Regions from separate parts of the Homo sapiens genome. Here region 2 is linked to region 1. The links are chromatin loops, found by intact Hi-C in ENCODE. Cell type or tissue: Caco-2. All regions are shown on one strand. Links, peaks and the distances in the headings refer to the core of each region. The heading gives the core; the rest is flanking DNA. Region 1 holds the start of LOC102724497 (a long non-coding RNA gene). Region 2 has its middle 17 kb from the start of HK2-DT.

What was found. A loop is a pair of places that touch in the nucleus more often than their neighbours do. Peaks named below come from ENCODE experiments on the same cell type or tissue, not always from the same donor. Only the 100,000 strongest peaks of a DNase experiment are listed, where the experiment ranks them.
Region 2: it touches region 1 in a loop (7-fold over the local background); 5 of 110 quality-filtered maps call a loop at or near these places.

Annotation. Positions count from the first base shown.
Region 1 is chr2:74,712,370-74,717,751 of GRCh38, reverse strand. It overlaps LOC102724497 (a long non-coding RNA gene), which reads right to left and starts at 2,453. Exons shown (of 3, transcript XR_427047.5): 1 at 2,377-2,453. RefSeq lists a silencer at 2,067-2,326. In Caco-2, for the core only: a CTCF peak has its summit at 2,577 (motif pointing left); DNase peaks (open chromatin) are centred at 2,131 and 2,541; H3K4me3 peaks cover 841 bases.
Region 2 is chr2:74,814,322-74,819,703 of GRCh38, reverse strand. No RefSeq gene overlaps it. Among named protein-coding and RNA genes, the nearest start is that of HK2-DT, 17 kb to the left of the region's middle. In Caco-2, for the core only: no CTCF peak of the experiment used is centred there; DNase peaks (open chromatin) are centred at 2,663 and 3,033.

The sequences.
Region 1 (5,382 bases), core at 82-5,081:
ACCTCATGTGTGATTATGAGGATAAGATGAAAAATATATATATAAAGTAAATAATATCCAGCATACAGTAGGTTCTTGATAAATATCACTTACTACTTTTATTGCATCACTGCAGTCAAACTGCATTGCTTGGTTTTCCCATATAAATTTTACGACTTATTTCCCCTCCTAATTTTGCTCCTACTCTTCCCTCTGCCTAACTTTGACACAACATCTTTGCCTTCTGAAAGCACCTCCTAGACTCTAAGGCCCTACTCAGGTGCTGCTTTCTCTGTGAACTTTTCTTTGACCACCAGCCACAGGAGCTCTCTTCTTGCTCCTCTGAATGGTAGCGCTCTGCTTCCAGCACTCTGAGGCATTTATACTGCCTTCTGGTGAGCTGTGTGAATGCTTTATCTCCTACAAATCAGGGCAGGACCATGTCTTCCTCATGTTTAATTTCCTCTACACTGTCCAGCACAGGATCTGGCACAAAGTTGAAACTCAGGAAACTTTAATGGAAAGATTGAGTGGATGACATTTCCTGTTTCTCATCAATAAAGTTTCATCTTCATACTCAACTGTTAAATATTTATTGTCTCTTTTTAATACATCTTATTAAGCCTAGGATTAATCAATATGGTTCCTGTTCTCTCAAAGCTCACAGCTAGTTCAGATTATACTTTCAGAAAGTAGAATGAAAACAAGTCAGGGCAATATTTAACAATGTGTTTAATCAACTATAATCAAATTTCATAATGTATAATCTAGACAGTCATTCCCGGGTGGTCAATCTAGGGAGGAGTCTGTAGGAATTAGAAGGTGAGATGGGGAGGGGCAGAGGCAGAAATCTTCACCAGAAGGTTGAGCAGACAGAAAGGCAGTTGAATTCAGGTCAGGAAAGTAGGAGGAAAAATAATTTTACAGGAGAATAATCATACCTGCTTTCATGGAGGTGGGGGGCAAGTGGGACGGAGTGTAAACTAAGAGGAGTGTGTCATCTACTTAGTTAATGACTCTTTGTCTTGCAGTACTGGTGGAGGACAATGGACACCAGCTACATTGTTCACAAGTGGTAATTATCATGACTACAAACACCAGGGATTAATACTTACCTATCGAAGACCATATGAGTAATGGGTGTCTCCCAAGCCTGTAACTGAAAGCACCTTCTAGACTCTAAGGCCCTACTCAGGTGCTGCTTTCTCTATTATACAACTTCTATTCCTGGAAAATCAATGTTGATTAAAGAAGTTTCTGGCCAGGCATGGTGGCTCATGCCTGTAATCCCAGCACTTTGGGAGGCTGAGGCGGGCAGATCACCTGAGGCCAGGAGTTCGAGATCAGCCTGGCTAACATGGCGAAACCCTGTCTCTACTAAAAATACCAAAAAAAAAAAAAAAAACTAGCCAGGCGTGGTGGTGGGCTCTTGTAATCCCAGCTACTCGGGAGGCTGAGGCATGAGAATCACTTGAACCCGGGAAGCGGAGGTTGCAGTGAGCCGAGATTACGCCACTGCACTCCAGACTGGGTGATGGAGTGAGACTCTGTCTTAACAATAAATAAATAAACTTTCCTGAGTTTTTGCTTTTTCTATTTTGAGGCTCCCAATTGCTGTTCAGGTTAATAAGGTCACAGCTCCATGCTTCACCTAAGAGAAGAGGGTTTACCAGGAAGTCCGACTTGCCTCTTAGCCACAGATGGTTGTAAGGCATGAGCCGATTGTGAGTTGAGGTGTAATTTAAATAATCCTAGAAAGAAACGCACATGTCTGAAATTACACCCTTATATCTCATGAAGTTGTATCCAGTTCCCTTCCTAACAAATCCAAGCATTCCTGACGAAGGACACAGAAAAGTCTCTAATCTTTTGGCTTGAATGTGATTAGCATCCTTTAAGAGGAGGAGAGAAGGCATGGAACGAGACGGAGGAGGACAGGTCCCTGAGCAGGAAAGGTGAGGGACAAAATAACCCGCACCCTGTCAGGTCTAAAGAAGCCTCCTGTCCCTCGCCTGCAGACCTGGGTCGGATTCCTCTGCTCCCACAGGGGACAGCAGTACGGGGGAAGGCAGCTTGGTGGAGTCCGCAGGCGTCCCCCGCTTGGAGGTGCAGCGCGGAGCTCGCAGTCCCCAGGCGGGAGAGCGCGGGAGGGCGGCCGGCGGGCTCAGGTCCTCGGTGGCGGGGGGGGTGCAGCCATGTAAGGCCTTACGAAATGTGCAGAGCCGGCCCTGGCGCCGGCAGTACGGCTGCGGAGGGACGGACACCCACGCGAAAGACCGCCCCAGGCCCTGCCAGCCGCGGACTGCGGAGGCTTCCGCACAGGCGGGCAAACCGCGCTGCGTCCGCCCCGCCCCGGCCTGCCCTGAGCCGCGGGGCTCCAGGGCCCACGACGCTTACTTAGGTGGAGTTTCCAGTTGAGCTCGGCTCGAGGGTTTAAATGGATGATGTGTTCCATCCGAAGTCGGAGTTCATGTGATCTTACTTTTGTGTCTAACTCCGTTCTCACCTCTATCCCTAAATTACTCTCTTCGGCTCCCACCCCTGAGCGCCCTCGCCTGACAGCGATCGGCACTCGTGCTGCCACCTGCAGGTGAAAGAGGAAATTGAGCGAACTCAAGTTGGGCGGCCCACTGCTGGAGGAGGGCTTTCAGGACAGGGTAGCGGATATTCCAGATTACTGGAAATCCTGGAATTACTAAGATTTAGATATATTACGCCCAAAGAGCACAACAATTGGCAAGAGACTTGATATAGCCTTCACATCCTCTGGAGGTTTTCCTTTGGTTTGTTTTTCCATTATGCGGATTTGGCAGGGGATGGATGATAAATATTTGCACGAATGCAATTTAGGGCTGTAAAACATATGTTCGCCACCAGGTCTTGTAATCGATGCACATCGGGCAGAGCTGGTTTTTTTTTTACCAGCGCCACCTCCATGATGTTACTGTGATTTCCATCATGGCAGGCTCTGCCCTGCCTATATTGCTCAGAAAGGGCCTTGTGCCATGACCAGTGGTCATACCTGGGTCATTCCTAGCCTGGCGGGTTACCCCATTACAATGTTCTCTGTGCCATAGCAAGTCTTTTTTCACGCATTCCGATACCATGATTTTGAAAATGAATGATTGTTTTTAAAATCATTTTAGAATAATTCCATTAGCATTGTGGTTGAAGCGCCCTGGAGTCAGGCTGCCTGAGTTTGAACCTGACTCCAGTTTACTTACTTGGTGACCTTGAGAAAGTTATTTATTCTCTCTGTGACTTAGTTTCCTCACATACTGAATGGGAATAATATACAGGCCACATAGGATTGTGCGTTTTAAATGAGATAATACACACAAGCACAGGAATATAACATAAAAGAGGATGTGCTCTAAGCTCAAAATGTCCAAGAAAAAAAAAAAAGTGCTCTGAGCTCAAAACATCCAGTGTCAAAAAGTCAGGCTTTGACACTAGCTAGTTTGGGAATATGGGACAAATTACTTCACTTTTCTGAGCCTCAGTTTTCTCACCTGTAATATGCAGATGATGAGAGTATCTATCTCACAGGTTATGAGAATTAAATGAGATAAAATGTCTTCCATGCTTAGACACAGTAAGGATTCAATAAATGCTAGTCTTTTAAACCTTAGCTAGTCTTTACTATTTTCAGCATTCTGTTGTTTGGAAGATTCTGGGTTTTAAACTCCCAGATAAACAATCTTCATCTGTTTGTTCACTGTTTTACTTTTGTATCTAGTACAATCATATGTAGTCCTTCTACCATCCTGGGAGGTAGGTGTCCTCATCCCCAGTTTACAGATGAAGAAGCTGAGGCTCATCGTAGTTTAGTGCCATGCCTGATATCATCATACAGCACCTGAAACCAGGGCACATACACAGCTCCACTCTCCAAGACTAGGGCTCTTTTTCCTGTATCACAGCTGCCTTTATAATTCCTCTAAATGTGATGAGCACTCATTTTATTTTACAAGCTTTTGCTAGATGCTCATGCAGTGTTTGAAATTTTTCAAGTTATGGCAACTTCCTAAAATCAGACTTGAAAATTTCAAGAAACTAAAAGAAATATACTTAGAGCCTTTTCTTCATGGCAAACCTTTTCTTCTGACTTATTAATGGCTTATTAGGTGTTGCTTTCAGAGGGAAGCATGGAGGGGGCAGCAGGAGGGGCTGCTGGAAGTACCAGTTGCTCAGAAGTGACAGGTGTGTTAAGTTCATGCATCTCCCTCCTTCCTAGCACCCCACATTCCCCTTTTGAAATGTTCCTCCCCTGTACTGAAATTGCTTATTTTCGTCCTCTTTCTCCCCTGACAGACTGTGATCTCTATGAAGCTCAAGACTGTGTCTAACATGTCAGTTCTCTAAAAGTTCTTTCAATTTTATTTCTGTAAGAAAAGAAATTCATAGAAGAAACACTCTTCAATTCAGGAGTCAGGAAACAAGATAACTTAAAAAAAAAAAAAGAAAACACTTAATAACAGATCCACACCAATCTGTAAATCAAAAGATTAGGGATAAATTTCATAATTTTGCCCAAATATCCAACTGAAGATCTTTCTTTGATGATTAGTAATATTAATAATGATAACAACTAGCACTTATCAAATGCCAACCATGATCAGGCCCTATGCTAAGCATGTTAGATGTATTGGCACATTCAAGTCCTGCAGTAACTCCATATACTAGGTACTCTAGTCATTGTCATTTTACTGATCAAGAAGCAGGCTAGGAGAGAGCTTGGGCTCATCAGCATCCCACAGCTAGTAAGTAAAGTGGCAGACCTGGACATGAACCCAGGCCTGTCTGACACTGAAAGAGAAGGCTCTAACCACTGCCCTGTGCTGCCTTCCAAGGAGTGGCAGAGTGCAGCAGGAGTGGCAGCTAGCTCAGGGAGGTGCCCGATGTGGAACAATGGATGGGATGAGTGTGTGCATGCTTCCTACATGAACCAGCTTGATTCCTTCTCTTTTATTTATTTTCCACTTCATCAGCTGGGTTTGTACCACAGTCATCTTCTTTCGCTGTGCCTGGCATCCCTGTCCCTGACTCAAGCCCAGAGTGATCTCTCCCCTAGTCCTTGGCACCAGGGCAAGGGGAAATATCCAGTGTCAGAGATCTGCAAAGCCCTCCATGTGACCACCAGACAGATCGGTGCTCATCTTCCCAGCAAACTGCATCCACGCCTCCGATGAGTGGTTTCGATGGTGGTCAGCTAGGCCAAGATCACGTCTCTCCCTCAGTAAGTCCCAGATGCCCAGGTCACCGGGAACAGCTGCCCGTTGCATGCTCTGTCCCCAAAGGCCAAATCTTTCTACTCAGTTCATGCAGTCCTGAAGCCTCCCACCCTCTTCCCATGTCCCCATTTGCCCCTACCCATCAAACCTCCCAGGGCCAGATCCTTTT
Region 2 (5,382 bases), core at 236-5,235, 100 kb before region 1:
ATAACAGTAGAGGTTAAAGAGTTTAACACATGACACCAGACATGATTAGACAGACTAGTGGACAGAATAAAAAGCCCAGAGCCATGTAGTGGCTTAGTATACGATAAAGTTTTGGTTTTTCAAGTCATCAGGGAAAAGATGGATTAACCAGTAAATGGTGTTGGAACATCAGGAACATCAGGGTGACCATCTGGGAAGAAAAATTTATTTTGGATTCCTATCTTATTGGTTACAACAAGATAAATTACAGGTGGAGCAAAGATTTATGTGTAAAAAATCAAATTATTAGAAAAAATCATGGGAGAATGTACGTAATACCCTGTAATTAAAGCTTTCCTAAGTATCACACAAAAACCCAGATGCCTTAAAAGAAAGCTGAATTGAATTACATTAAAATTTTTTTAATTACTCAAGACAAGCCCACCATAAACAAACTTCCTGAAAATATAAATAACTTTTACAAATCAATAAGGAAAAAATTATTGTTCCATTTGAAAAAATAGGCAGATTATGAAGCGTTCATAGAAAAGGAAATATAAATGCTCAAAATCAAGCTTGTCCAACTCACGGCTCACAAGCCACATGTGGCCTAGGACAGCTTTGAATGTGGCCCAACACAAATCCATAAACTTTCTTAAAACATTATGAGATTTTTTTTTTTTTGAGATGGAGTTTCGCTCTTGTTGCCCAGGATGGAGTGCAATGGCGTGATCTCGGCTCACTGCAACCTCCACCTCCCAGGTTCAAGCAATTCTCCTGCCTCAGCCTCCCGAGTAGCTGGGATTACAGGCCTGCACCACCACGCCTGGCTAATTTTGTATTTTTAGTAGAGACGGGGTTCCTCCATGTTAAGGCTGGTCTTGAACTCCTGACTTCAGGTGTTCCGCCCGTCTCGGCCTCCCAAAGTGCTGGGATTACAGGCGTGAGCCACTGCGCCCGGCCAACATTATGAGATTTTTTTGTGATTTTTGTTTTGTTTTTCAGTTCATCAGCTATTGTTGGTGTTAGCGTATTTTCTGTGTGGCCCAAGACAATTCTTCTTCTTCCAATGTGGCCCAGGGAAGCCAAAAGATTGGACACCCCTGCTCTAAACATACAAATATATGCTTGTGGTCAAATAAAATGCGGCCGGGCGCAGTGGCTCATGCCTGTAATACCAGCACTTTGTGAGGCCGAGGTGGGCGGTCACAAGGTCAGGAGGTCAAGATCATCCTGGCTAACACGGTGAAACCCCATCTCTACTAAAAATACAGAAAAAAATAGCCTGGCGTGGTGGCGGTTGCCTGTAGTCCCAGCTACTCAGGAGGCTGAGACAGGAGAATGGCGTGAACCCGGGAGGCGGAGCCTGCAGTGAGCCGAGATCGTGCCACTGCACTCCAGCCTGGGAGACAGAGCCAGACTCCATCTCAAAAAAAAAAAAAAAAAAAAGCAAATTAAAATTATAATAACTGCATTTTTCAGTTCACAGATTAGCAAAATAGAAAAATTTTGTAAACTATACTGACAAAGATGTATAGAACAAGCATGGTCATAAATTACTCCAGATGGCAATTCAACAATCTCTATCAAATTAAAAATGAATGTATTTATACCCCTTGATTTTGAGGAATTTATTCATAAATATATTGTAATATATGTGTGAAATTTCATGCCATTTTCTTAATGTAAATTATGATTTGTCCAAAAAATGAAATACTATGTAGCTATAAAAACTTAGAACACTTTTTTGAGGCCAGGCACAGTGGCTCAAGCCTATAATCCCAGCACTTTGGGAGGCTGAGGCGGGCAGATCACTTGAGGCCAGGAGTTCGAGACCAGCCTGGCCAACATGGTGAAACTTCATCTCTACTAAAAATACAAAAATTAGCTGGGCATGGTGGCACGTGCCCTTAGTTCCAGCTACTCAGGAGGCTGAGGCAGGAGAATCACTTGGACCCGGGAGGCAGAGGTTGCAGTAAGCCGAGATTGAGCCATTGCACTCTAGCCTGGGTGACAGAGCAAGACTCCATCTTGAAAAGAAAAAAAAAAAAGTTAGAACACTTTTGGATTCCTGATGCAGAACATATTGTTCAGAGAACAGAGCAAGGTGCAGAACAATGGAAGAGTGGGAGGAGGGGAAGGAAAGTGCACTTATATGCATGTTTGTAAATGCACAGGATCTTCAGAATGTTATGCAAGAAACTTGCTAAGGGGAAGTGGGGCGGTGTGGACATAGAAGGGAAATTTAACATTTCATGTCTACCTTTCACACCCATTGAAGTTTATAGTATGTGCATCATGATAACATGTAATGACATTTTGAATAAAAGTATATACACATAATGCTACCAGTAGTTTTTCCAACAGTAACTTGATATCCACTGACTGATGGTTTTAATTTCTGTTGACTATATGTACAACCAAAAAAAGAGAAGTTTAAAAAGGAAGCAGAAAGAGACCACAGAGAAAGGGATCTGTTTTTATTCTGGGCTATGGTTTTTCTGGGCGCTTTGTGATAAAGTAATGCCTGCCTTTTTAAATCACAGGAGCATGAGAAATGGCTCTCCCTCCCTCTAGAGAGAGAGCTACGTGCAGCCTCAGAGAGTGAGGATCAGGGAGCAAAGATAACAGACTGATCGGTGGGAGCCTGTGCTGGTCAGCAGGGCCAGGCAGGTGGCTGGGGCTCTCTAGCCAAGACTGTCCGAAAGACCCGAAGGAAAGACATGAGAATGGGGCGGTTGATTCAGCAGTGGTGACCCAAGTCAAGGGCTAGAATGCCTGAGATCCCTCTGGAATACAGGGGCCAAAAAGAAAGGGCAGCCTCCTGGGCATGGAGAAAGGAGAAGCAAAAGAATAAATAAATAGTGAAGGCAGAGCACAGAAGCTTGAAAGGGCAAAGAATACCAGGATATGGAGTGGAAGTGTGGGAGGAGGGAGAGAAGCATAGAATACTGATCTCTCTTCATTTGTGTCTGGTGATTGTAGCAAGAGATAAGGCCTTTAACTCGGACCACATAGGTTGAGTTCACAGTTGGGGTAATCCTGGTGTGTTAATATTTACCCTCACTTAAAGAGCTATCAGCACACAGTTCTAAGAGCCTGGGCAGATGGGACTCTCAGAGAAGCACCAGCATGCCATGCCCTCAAGCCTGGAGTTTGCTCAGTATTGGTGTCATATTTTTGCTTAATTCACTCTCACCCAGCCCTGTTAGACCCTGTTCCCCTTGCCCTGTGGGTTTTCCTTACTTCATTCATTCCACAAGAATTTACAGAACACCGATTTACACCAAGCACTGTATCAAGCCCATAGATATACAGTGGTTAACATGTCAAGTGTGATCCTTACCTGAAGGAAGCTTACAGTCTAAGGAGGCATGAGAGATTTAAAAAGTAAATACCCAAATAAATATGTATTACAAGTTGTGTTACAGGCTATGAGGGAAAAAAAATGTGGTCTCTGAGAGTGAGAAGCTGGCAGCTGATTTTAGGTTGTGTGGTCAGGAAAGAGGGCTGCCTTGATGGACAGCTCTAAGGGACATTGTTCATGAAAATACAATGTGCATGACATGCCTCAGTGCCAGGCAGAGTGGGGGCCAGAAAGCCTTGCAGGAGAGGGAACCACATGCTCACAGGCACTGAAGCAGGAAATATCTTGGCAAGAACATGCCTCTGTGAGAAGTAGAGCAGGGCCAGCATAGATGAAGGGGGCGTGAGATGAACCTCAGCTCCAGGGAGAATCTGAAAGGCTATGAGAGGAAGGTGGGATTTTTATTCCAAGTTCAATGGGAAGCCTCTAAAGGGTACTAAGCAGGTCAGTGGCATGGTTCAGTGTGTGTGTGTGTGTGTGTGTGTGTGTGTGTGTGTGTGTATACATGTCATATGCCACATAATGATATTTCAGTCAACAATAGACCGCATATACAACAGCAGTCTCATAAGATTATAATATCATATTTTTACTGTACCTTATCTATGTTTAGATACACAAATACTATTGTACTCCAATTGCCTACAGTACTCAATAGAGTACCATGCTGTACAGGTTTGTAGCCTAGGAGCAATAGGCTATACCATACAGCCTAGGTGTGTAGTAGGCTCTACCATCTAGGTTTGTGTAAGAACACTCAATGATGTTCCCATAATGACAAAATCACCTAATGACGCATTTCTCAGGACATATTTTCATTGTTAAGAGACATGTTGACTGTGTATATATACAGCATTCCTAGGTATCTTCAAGGAATTGCTTCCAGAACTCCCCAGGGACACCAAAATACTCAAATTCCTGATATAAAATGGCATAGTTTTGGCATATAACCTACACACATCCTCCCATATACTTTAAATCATCCCTAGATTACTCCTAATACCTCATACAATGTAAATGCTATGCAAACAGTTGTACTGTATTGGTTTTTTAATTTGCATTATTTTTATTGTTGTATTGTTATTTTTAATTTTTTTCAAATATTTCTGATCCGCAGTTGGTTGAATTTCTGAATGCAGAATCTGCAAATACAGAGGGGTGATATTTTAATCACTCAGGCTGTTGTCTGGAACAAGGATTGGAAAAGAGCAGAAGGGGAACTGGTCAACCAGTTAGGAGGCCACTGAGCCAAACAGGCAAAAGATGATTGTGGTCTGGCAAACGATGATGGCTGTAGAGAGGGAGAAAAGCGGGTGGAGTCAAGACATGTTTTGGAGATAGAACTGACAGCACTTGCTGGTGGATTGGATATGAAGGATGAAGAGCGACTCCAGGTTCCTGACTTAAGCAAGTGAGAAGTACCCTTTATTGAGACAGAAATATGGGGAAGAATGGATTTGATGGATAGATCTGGAGTTCCATTTCAGACATGCTAAACTGAAATGCCTGTGATAACTCAAGCGGAGATCACAAGTGGACAGTTACATGAGTTTCTGTTCATATCAGAAATCTGGCTGCAGGTAAAATTTGGGAGTTGTCAAGTTCACTTATATTTAGAGGCATGGGAAAGGATGAGATCCTCTACTGAAGGGGTGTGGACAAAGAAGCTTTCATTCCTAATGTGCTTGAACTTTTTTAGTCTCTCATACATTGTGGACCACACTATAGAATGTTTTCCTGCAGCAGCTGGGAGCAAGTCTTCACCTTTGTCTTTGACAGTACCGACAGCGAAGCTACCTTTCTCTCCTCACCAGCAGATGTCTGCCTAACTTGATGCTTATAGAGTGCTGGGCTAGAGCACAGTGCCTCTTCTCCAGGGTCTCAGATCTTCTGCATGTGGGATTTACTTTCCACCTCTTTAACTCTAATCCTAGGTCTGTTTACACATTGATTAAAAGGTCCTTAAATTGTTTTAGGACATAAAGATGTTTTTCTATTTCAAGGATGGCTTGGAAATAGAGATGAGCATACAAGGG